Linked DNA regions of Homo sapiens: region 1 is linked to region 2. A link is an interaction called in ENCODE POLR2A ChIA-PET data of the cell type or tissue named here. Cell type or tissue: Caco-2. All regions are shown on one strand.

Region 1 (5,000 bases), 74 kb before region 2:
ATACCAAGGACAGGTGGTATTTGTTTCGGTTATCCTTCAATTACATTAATTTTGACATATAATTACTAATAATAAATTTCAAAAGGAGACCCATTTGAATGATGAGGGAACTAAGACTCTGAGAGGTTAAATGATTTGTCCATGGTCATAAAGGTATTAGCAGAGTAGGAACTGGAGCCTAGACAGCTTCACTCTACTGCATCATACTGAATACATATCTGTAGTTTATATCTCTGGCCATTTTTTAAAAAGTAATTTTTATAAGTAACACACATTTCTATGTAGTACTAGTGACCCGATTTTATGAATTTATTAAAGGTATAAAGTTTATTACTTGCTAACCAAATGACAATTACAACTATTACTGACAAGATTTAAGAAAAAAAATAACAAAATTTAGTCTCTAAAAAATTATTTTGTGTTATTTCCTTCTGTGTTCTAATAAGTAGCTCATAGTGATAATTCATTGCTGGTACAATTCTCTACAATGAATGATAGGCATTAGAATGTAATAAACCCTTAAAAGTAGTAAAATGATAATATGAAGAAATATTTTTAAATCATATCTTTTTGATGAGCAGCAGTCACTTTACTATTGCTTCCCCTTACCCACTTCAATCATAACAAATCAAAAATTAGAATAATTGTTCTCAAGCTGGTCTATGTATGACACTCACCAAGGAGCATTTAAAAAACACAGATGCCTCAGCCACACCCCAGACCTACTAAATTAAAATATCCCAAGTGTGAGGCCTAGGCCTATTTTTAAAAAGTTCTATAGGCAATTCTGGTGCACAGCTTGAGTAGAAAACCATATTATACACTGCCTTATCATTAATAATATGAAAGTAGATTAAAAGAAAAAATAAAAATTGTGAAAATAACCAAACTTCAAAATTCTCCCAGTTATAAAAAGGATCTAAGGAAAAAATAATGAATGCTGGCACCCTCTTTTCCCAATTGAGTTCAGAACAATTCTTTTCATAGTTAACCAACCAAAGAAAATGAGTTTTACTTCTTTTTTATCTATAAGTTCTAATGAAGAAATTTTTAGCAACATATATGATTTTAATCAATCTTTGGAAGAAATTCTCAGTAGGGACCAAACTACAAGATGTTAATAAGAGAGAAATTTTATGGCACCAGAAATAAATAGGCAATGAAATCAGGGTTTTTATGTTTCTGCACTGGTTTCTGAAACACTATTTGAATGCAAAGTTAGAGTGTCTGCCACTTAGTTACCATTTGTTGACTATTAAGAGGGTAGAAGGCCTCAAAGAATGATGGGGTATTTCAAAAGGACACAAGAGACAACATGAAGAAGTCTCAACTAGCCAAATCTTACACAATTTGAACATACAAAAAATGATTACAGAAAGGGATTATAATCTATTCAATAAAGTAAAAATGCAGGAGGCTGATATAATAAGGGGAAAACTCTTCCTTATAGTAGAAAGTCAATAAAGAAATGTACAAGAAATGATGGAATTTAAAAATCACCATCATCTACCATCATAATAGTAATTGATTCAGTCACCAATCATCAGTGGATACTAATAACAATAGATAAAAGTTTGAGGAGTAAGGAATATTTACATTGTCTACATACATAGTACTTACTAATTATAAATGGTAAAACGTATCTTCAAAGTGGAGAAACTCTACAGACCACAGCATAATAAAACTGATCAAAGTTAACATTCCCAGTATGGGGACTAATCAACGGCTTAAGCCTTTTTTGATGCAGTAAGAAGTGAACATCACTTTGCTTGTGTTACTGTCAGTGCATAATCTGAATCTAATCATGATAAATCCAAACTAAGGATTTTTATGGCAGTGTTATAAAAGACAAAAAATTACAGATTAAGGAGACTAAGATATAACAACTGAATACAATTTTCTTTTACAATAAAGGGTATTAATGAAATAACTAGCAAAATCTCACTAAGATCTACAGATAATTATATTGTATCATTGCTAATTTCCTGATTTTGGTACCTATTTAGCAGTTATTTTTAAAAAGTCCTGTTTTTACAAGTCTGCAACCTAGCTCAGAAAGAAAGAAATGTATACACACACATAGAAAGCAAATGCAGTAAAATGCTAACATATGGGGGATCTGTATGAAGGGTATCTGGAAGTTCTTTGTACTATTGTTGCAACTTCTCTATAAGTCTGAAATTTTGCCAAAGTAAAAAAAAAAAAAATTAACAGAAAAAGATGCATAACAAATATTCAAGACAAGGAATTTTAATGATTTTATATATTCACCGGAAAACTCTTATATAATAAAATCATTTGTATGAATCATGTCAATGATTTCCCAAAACTATTGATTAATCTAAATTCCCAACTTACCTCCAGATATGAAACTGCAGTACTACATATTTTCTCTTCTTTAATCTCATCCATGCATTTGTAAAGGTGTAACATTGTTAGATACATCACTCCAGGTTCATCAGCTGATCCTAGCATAGTGTGGGTCTTCCCAGCACCAGTGGCACCATAGGCAAGTACTGAGTTTTTAAGAAAGGGATCAAAACTCTTTGTTATGAAATATAACTCTATTATATCTACTATCTAGTGGATAGTTCCATCTGGATATCCTGAACAGTATCTTTAAACCCTACAAATCCAAAATTATAGTCTTATCCTTAAAACCTGGGAATGTTACCACAAATCTACTCTTACTCCTATGTTCTTTACTCTGATAAATGGTATCACTACCCCCGGCCCCCCACTCTAACAACTACTCTTTCAAAGCAATCTTAAAATCTCCCTACAGATTAGTCTTCATCTTCCATCTTCTTTATCCTTTGCAATTTGTAGTCATCTTTATGAAAAAGAAATTGGAATACGTTAAACCTTCTTAATTGTTCCAGGTTTACATAAGTTCAAATTCCTCACTTTGGAATATTATAAAGCACTCAGAGGGTGCCTGCTTATTTTGCCAGCCTACTGCTTCCTTGCTGTGATCTAGGGATACTTAATTATTCAATACTCTCAGCATTTGCTGCTCCTTTCTACTCTGCTGTCTTTGTTCTGAGGAGTCCCTCTACTTGATCCAGCTGGAAAACTTCCACCTGCTTCTAAATGCTCAGCACAAATATCATTTTTCTCTGCCTTCCCTCATTGTCCTAGGCAGACACATCCACTCTTTCACTTCAGCCCTTAGTATATGCTGCATATCCACATCCCTCTCTTCTGGCATGTATCACACTGTATTTCCAATTGAGTGCTCCACCAAGGCAGAGGCCATGTATCCTTATCACCTAACAAATCACTTGCCACAAAGCAGGTACTTGAATAAATACCAGATAGATGCCATTTATAAGATTCCTTTTTAAGTTTTTGTTTTAGGTGAATTACTTTGTTTCCTAGATTCTATTCAGTACAAGAAAGTCATGTGAATTTCTTCCAATGTATAAAAAATCCACTCTGTGGGCCAGGCTCGGTGGCTCATCCCTACAATCCCAGTACTTTGGACAGCTAAGGTGGGAGGACTGCTTGAGCCCAGGAGTTTGAGACCAGCCTGGGCAACACAGTGAGACCCTGTATCCACAAAAATTTTCAAAAAATTAGCTGAGGGCAGTGGCTCATTCCTGTAGTCCAGCTATTCAGGAGGCTAAGATGGGAGGATTGCTTAAGCCCAGCAGGTTGAGGCTGCAGTGAGCTGTGATTGTACCAGCGCACTCCAGCCTGGGCAACACAGCAAGACTTCATCAAAAAAAAAAAAAAGACAAAGAAAAAGAAAAAAATCCACTCTGTGAATTACATATGGTAAATACCCAATACAATAATCAGTTAAGGCAATAACTTCTCATATCATTGCAGTGAGCTGTGATTGCACCAGCGCACTCCAGCCTGGGCAACACAGCAAGACTTCATCAAAAAAAAAAAAAAAAAAAAAAAGACAAAGAGAAAGAAAAAAATCCACTCTGTGAATTACATATGGTAAACACCCAATACAATAATCAGTTAAGGCAATAACTTCTCATATCATTATTGGTTGAAAATATTTTTATAAATTCAATCTGTCTGCTAAACCAAATGTTAACAAACCACAAAAATACTTTTCAGTAGGATGAATTAAGATGGTGTATATTTTACTTTGTTCTATTTTATGTAAGCTGGTATATAAGGAAGGTTTAAAATGGCTTATTCTTAAGCTTATTCTTAAGCTGTCTTAAAGACAGGGTAAGAATATAAAGAAAGCCAAAAAGAAACCAAAAATTCAATAGTAGTTTGATAGAGAGTCTACTTTTTTTCTTAGAGTTAAGAAGATTTCAAAATCTCTAGAGACATATGAAGTTTCATGAAAGAGGAAAAGAATATCTTCTTAAAAATGGGAATCACAGTAGTACCAATCAATAAACCACACTCCATCCTTACTTGATCAAGAGGGTATGTCTTCCATGATAAAACTGAAATGAATCAGGAAAAGACAGTGAAACATGTTATAGTTGTGAGCTGTCTTGGGGAAAATATCATAAATACTAATAATTACAAAAATAAGATATTAATAATGGTGTTTAGTGCCTGGTAGGCACTGAAAAACTGGCCATTTTGCATCTTGGGTATCTCTCTCTCTCTCTCTCTTTTTTTTTTTTTAAAAAGGAAATCAACATGGCTTTCTTGAAAGGCCAAAAAAAGCACTAAAGATGCTTCTTGGGCTAACAATGAGCTAAAGGGCATGAGATAATTAACATGGGATCTTAACACTTTTACCCCCTTTCCAATTTTTATTTTAGGTTTGGGGGTACAGTGCAGGTTTGTTACATGGGTAAATTGCATGCTGCGGGGTTTAGTGTACAGATTTTTTCATCACTCAGGTAAGGAGTGTAGTACCCCATAGGTAGTTTTTTGATCCTCAGTCTCCTCCTATCCTTCGCCAACTTAAACATTTTTATTTCAATGTGCCATGAAGAAAAACTGCTGAAAAGAAACTGTCAAATGTTCAGAAATGTCTGACTACTCTCCAGGAATAGATAATTACATAG
Region 2 (5,000 bases):
CATTTTTGATATTATGAGCCATAATGTGTAGTTTAAATTCTGAATTCTAGAGAACTTACGTTCTGGTTCAGGATTCATTTGTGATGTTTTATTAAATTACTTTTAAGTGGTTCTGGAATCTTAGGCTGGGACTTCACAATGAAAAAATGCTGAAACTGGCCAGGCATAGTGGCTCATGCCTGTAACCTCAGCACTTTGGGAGGCCAAGGTGGGCAGATCACCTGAGGTCAGGAGTTCAAGACCAGCCCGGCCAACATGGTGAAAACTGTCTCTACCAAAAAGGCAAAAATTAGCCAGGCATGGTAGTGAATGCCTGTAGTCCCAGCTACTCCGGAGCCTGTGGCAGGAGAATCACTTGAACCTGGGAGGTGGAAGCTGCATTGAGTCAAGATCGTGCCAGTGCACTCCAGCCTGTGTGACAGAGTGAGACTCCATCTCAAAAAAATAAATAAAAATACTGAAAATGAAAATGCATATTTCATCTATTCTTTCTATATCCGGCACTTCTGACCTAACCTTTTGATTGTATTTGTTATTCTTTTGTTCTTTTGTTTGTCCTTCTGAATTAGGAAGTTTGGTATTGATAGACACAGTCATTAAATAATGGAGCTTTCAGGAACTTTGAGTGATCTTTGCTTATTTAAACAAATGAATGTGGCTAATTATTACAGCGGGAGTTAGGATGGGTATATTTTGGGTGACTATGAGTTGGAAGTCTTGTCTGTAACCAAGAAACTGACTCTGGCTGTCTTATGCAGAAAAGGAATTTATTGAAGTAGGTTGGGCAGCTCTCAGAATCAGCAAGAACATGGGAGAACCAGATCTGAAAATGAGCAGAAATCAAGGAAAGCTCAGCAGTGGCAAACACAACCAGGGTCGTGCCACCAAATAGTCCACCTTGCGAATCTGTCACTGGTTCAGCTCTGCTGGATTCTCAATCTTGTTGCTGCTGAATTCTCAACACTGTTACCACCGTAGTACTTTTTTCTCTATGCAGATAATTTTTTAACTGTCCCTGAGTCTTAGCAGCCCTCCAGGATTCAGTATTCCAGTTGGGAACATCTAATTATGTAAGTATAAGTCATTTGATGCTAAGGAATGAGAGCCTAATGGATCATCTAGTCACTGGGGCTTACATAAGATGAGATGGAGTAGCATTTCCTATCACAGAATCCCACAGTACGAGATTCACCTGTATATACTAGATTCATATCTAGTATCAATATACTAGATACGAAAAAATATATAAATTTATACTGTAATGACAAAATCCTATAATCTTTCTCAGATGTTATTTCAACACCTTATCAACTTTATCATCTGCTTAGATTTTCTTTTATCCAACATAAGTTAACTTTTTTATTGAGGTTCTTTCCTTGGTTTAATATTTAGCCTTTGAAGTGGTGGACAAAAATTGCATTGATTTTATAAAACCTTTTTATATTCTAAAAGACAGGAATGCACCAGTCCATTTTTTTTAGAATTAAAATTAGAAGATCGAAATGAAGATTATTTAAAACCTGTAATTCATTATTTTTATATACATTTAGGGAAAGATTCCTATACTGACATCAGTTTTTTACTTTCTTTTTCTTTCTCTTCCTCTGGTTTTCTTCCCTCCCATCCTGTATTAAGCCCTCTTTGTCTTTGCCCATATTTATTGAACACTTCTATATTCAGGCATGGATGTTTTTCTTTTAGAAAAAATAAGACAATGTCACCCTCATCCTCATCCTTGAGGAAACTCACAGTCCAGTGTAGAATGATAGACAAGCATATGTAAACTAATTTCATTAGCAAGTAAGCAATTACTGCTGTAATTGAGAAATAAAAAAAAAAACCTATAAAGATCAGAAATCTTTCTTAAATAGATCATATTGAGTAGGGTAAGTAATGAACATAATCTTGCATTCATTCTTGTTCTTTTAGAGCAAACAATCAGTAGTTTAAATGATGCTTTTTTTTTTTAATTATACTTTAAGTTTTAGGGTACATGTGCACAACATGCAGGTTAGTGACATATGTATACATGTGCCACGTTGGTGTGCTGCACCCATTAACTCATCATTTAACATTAGATATATCTCCTAATGCTATCCCTCCCCCTCCCCCCATGCCACAACAAGCCCTGTGATGCTTTTTGTTAAGGAGAAATTTTAAAATACAGAAAAACACAAACTGTAGTACAAATATTACCCATATTCTCATGTACCTGAATTATATAATATAGAACATATTTGTGGAATGTTAGTGCATTCCACACCAAAAAATGGTATTTATCACACCATTTAAAAATTTACATGGAGAAGACATTGCAACAGATGAAACAGCCGGTGGGAAAATGCTGACACTGAAAACAGAGGGCAATTCAGGGAAGCCAGAGCGTAAGACAGAAGATGGAAGCAAGTGACTGGAGGCAGGTCAGGACCAGATTAGAATGACCTTTGGGCCACAGTAGGAATTTGGACTTTAACCTGTAGGCAACAGGGAATCACTAAAGGTTTTGAAATAGAAGAGAGACATGCCCATAAGATGCTAAGATGAAGTTTCACAAGGTAAAGTGGAGGTTAGACCAAAATGGAGAGAGACTGGTAGAGAAAACTGATTAAAATGTATGTTTAATAATGTAGGCAAATGGTGGTGAGAGTTTAAATAAAGCAATCATCATTACTATTGTGAGAGGGGAATAGATTTGACAGAGAAATATGAATTCTGTATTCAAAAAACTAGATAGGGTTATTAGTGGACAAACAAATTCAGGAGCCGTGGCTGTTATAAGTACTTTGACAACTTCACATAGTAAAGATTCTCCAGATATTTTTTATCTTGGTTGTTCAAATATTTGAAAGCTTTAGATTTAAAACTGATATTATGATTTGAAGATTTTTACTGCTTTCATATTTCTATAATATTTTTAAAATTATATTAGAAATTAAAAGCAAGTTGATATAGAAGAAAACAAGCATTAAAATGTTGATCTGGATCTATAGATCTGAAAGATGATGTACCAGAATTACTGGCTGTGGAATCACAGGAGGTGATTTCTGTTTTGTTTTTGAAATTCCTTAGTCATTTTTTTGAATGATGAACACTATTTTTTAACATTAAAACTTGTTTTTAACATAAGAAACACATAGTAAACACTCCCGTTTCTTGAGCTATTTACCAGAGTTGTGAAACCTTATTTAGATAACTACGTTAATCATAAATCTATGGCTATGTGAATAATATAAATAATTCAAAGTTAATATAAGCCTTTCTTTCACAAAACACTTGGTTTTCAAAACCTAATGCAAACTCCTACTAGATAAGAATAATTCTATTCTCTTACTTTTGCAGCAGAGTGTTGTTATTTTAAATAAAGTGATTTTGAAAATTTTTCCTAAAGCCTGAACACAAGCAAAATTTGTATTTGCTTATTTACTAATGATTTTCTTCTACTCTGATAACCCTGGTTGAGTGGGTGGTTGAGTAAGTATGCTCTGGTGTGGGGGGTAGGATGTGGTTCCTGTTGGGCTTCTGTACTGAGTGACTAGGCTGACAGCTGGTTGCTTTGTTTGGGAGATTCTAAATTTTAGTGACTGTAGGTCTTTTCTCTTCTGCTGATCAGATTTTCCAGAGAATTCTCTAATCTCTCACCAGAAGATAGCAATAGGTTGCTCAGAACCAAGTCACGGAGCTGTGATCCCAGAGCACAGGATGGGGACTTGGACTTAATTGCTTTCATTTCATTTTCTCTGACCTCTGCTGTGCCTGGTAACCTAGCACCTAGGTTTTCCTGGTTGGTTTCTCCAGATAATGAATTTCTTGTCTCTTAGGAAGCATGAGGAGAGGAAGGGGTTGTGGGTGAAGCTGTTAGCGGAAAGGGATCTCAATCCAGACCCCAAGAGAGGGTTCTTGGACCTTGTGTAAAAACAATTTGGGGTGAGTCCATAAAGTGAAAGCAAGTTTATTAAGAAAGTAAAGGAATAAAAGAATGGCTACTCCATAGGCAGAGCAACAGCTTGGGCTGCTTGATTGATAATACTTATAATTATTTCTTGAGTATACGCTAAACTAGGGGTGTATTATGCATGAGTTTTCTGGGAAAGAGGTGGGCAATTCCCAGAGCTGAGGGTTCATCTCCTTTTTAAACCATATAGGGTAACTTCCTGACATTGCCATGGCATTTGTAAACTGTCATGGCCCTAGTGAGAGTGTCTTTTAGCATTCAAATGCATTATAAATTGTGTATAATGAGCAGTGAGGAGGACCAGAGGTCATTTTCATCGCTATCTTGGTTTTGGTCGGTTTTGGCCAGCTTCTTTATTGCAACCTGTTTTATCAGCAATGTCTTTGTGACCTGTATCTTGTGCTGACCTCCTGTCTCATCCTGTGACTTACAATGCCTAACCTCCTGTGTTTCAGCCTTATTGTACCCAGCCCCTATTCAAGATGGAGTCGCTGTGGTTCGAACACCTCTGAGAAAACTAATCCTTATGCAGAATTCCAACCATTACTGCTTTTTCTATCCCATCTCTTCTGTCTTCTGGAGAAGCTGGCCACTACTTCAGCTCCCTTGGACTATTAGGTTTCCACTTATGTTCTGTTCCATCTTTGAGCACTTGTTGACATCTCTCATCTTTGTTCTTGGGAATTTATACCTTTTTATATTTCTTTAAGCTTAAGTGGAGTTTTGGGAGTGAATATTAATTTTAAAATGAGAGAAAGATAAATAATGCATGGTAGTTGAAGTGTCATGCGGAGAACACTAAACTTGAGATCAAGTGACCTCAGATCAGTCTTAACTCTTTGTGACTTGTAGTGCAGCACTAGGTAAGTGGCCTGGCTTTTTAAAGCCTTTGTTTCTTATTTCCATGATAGAGGCAATATTACCCATCATATTAGGTTGTATTGAGGCTCATAAGAGAGGATGTATATGAAAAGGTTTGCCAAATGTTCTTAATGTAATTTTTTAAAAACGTAACTGGAAAGTGAGATAAAACAATTTGTCTTAATTG

What was found. Peaks named below come from ENCODE experiments on the same cell type or tissue, not always from the same donor. Only the 100,000 strongest peaks of a DNase experiment are listed, where the experiment ranks them.
Region 1: POLR2A ChIA-PET joins it to region 2 with 6 read pairs; 3 of 35 experiments call an interaction of 5 or more read pairs at or near these places.

What each region holds. Positions count from the first base shown.
Region 1 is chr11:28,092,285-28,097,284 of GRCh38, forward strand. It overlaps KIF18A (kinesin family member 18A), which reads right to left. Exons shown (of 17, transcript NM_031217.4): 3 at 2,359-2,516. Among named protein-coding and RNA genes, the nearest start is that of KIF18A, 13 kb to the right of the region's middle. In Caco-2, no CTCF peak of the experiment used is centred here; no DNase peak of the experiment used is centred here.
Region 2 is chr11:28,166,511-28,171,510 of GRCh38, forward strand. All of the region lies in intron 3 of METTL15 (methyltransferase 15, mitochondrial 12S rRNA N4-cytidine), which reads left to right. Among named protein-coding and RNA genes, the nearest start is that of METTL15, 61 kb to the left of the region's middle. RefSeq lists a silencer at 3,409-3,609. In Caco-2, no CTCF peak of the experiment used is centred here; a DNase peak (open chromatin) is centred at 2,411.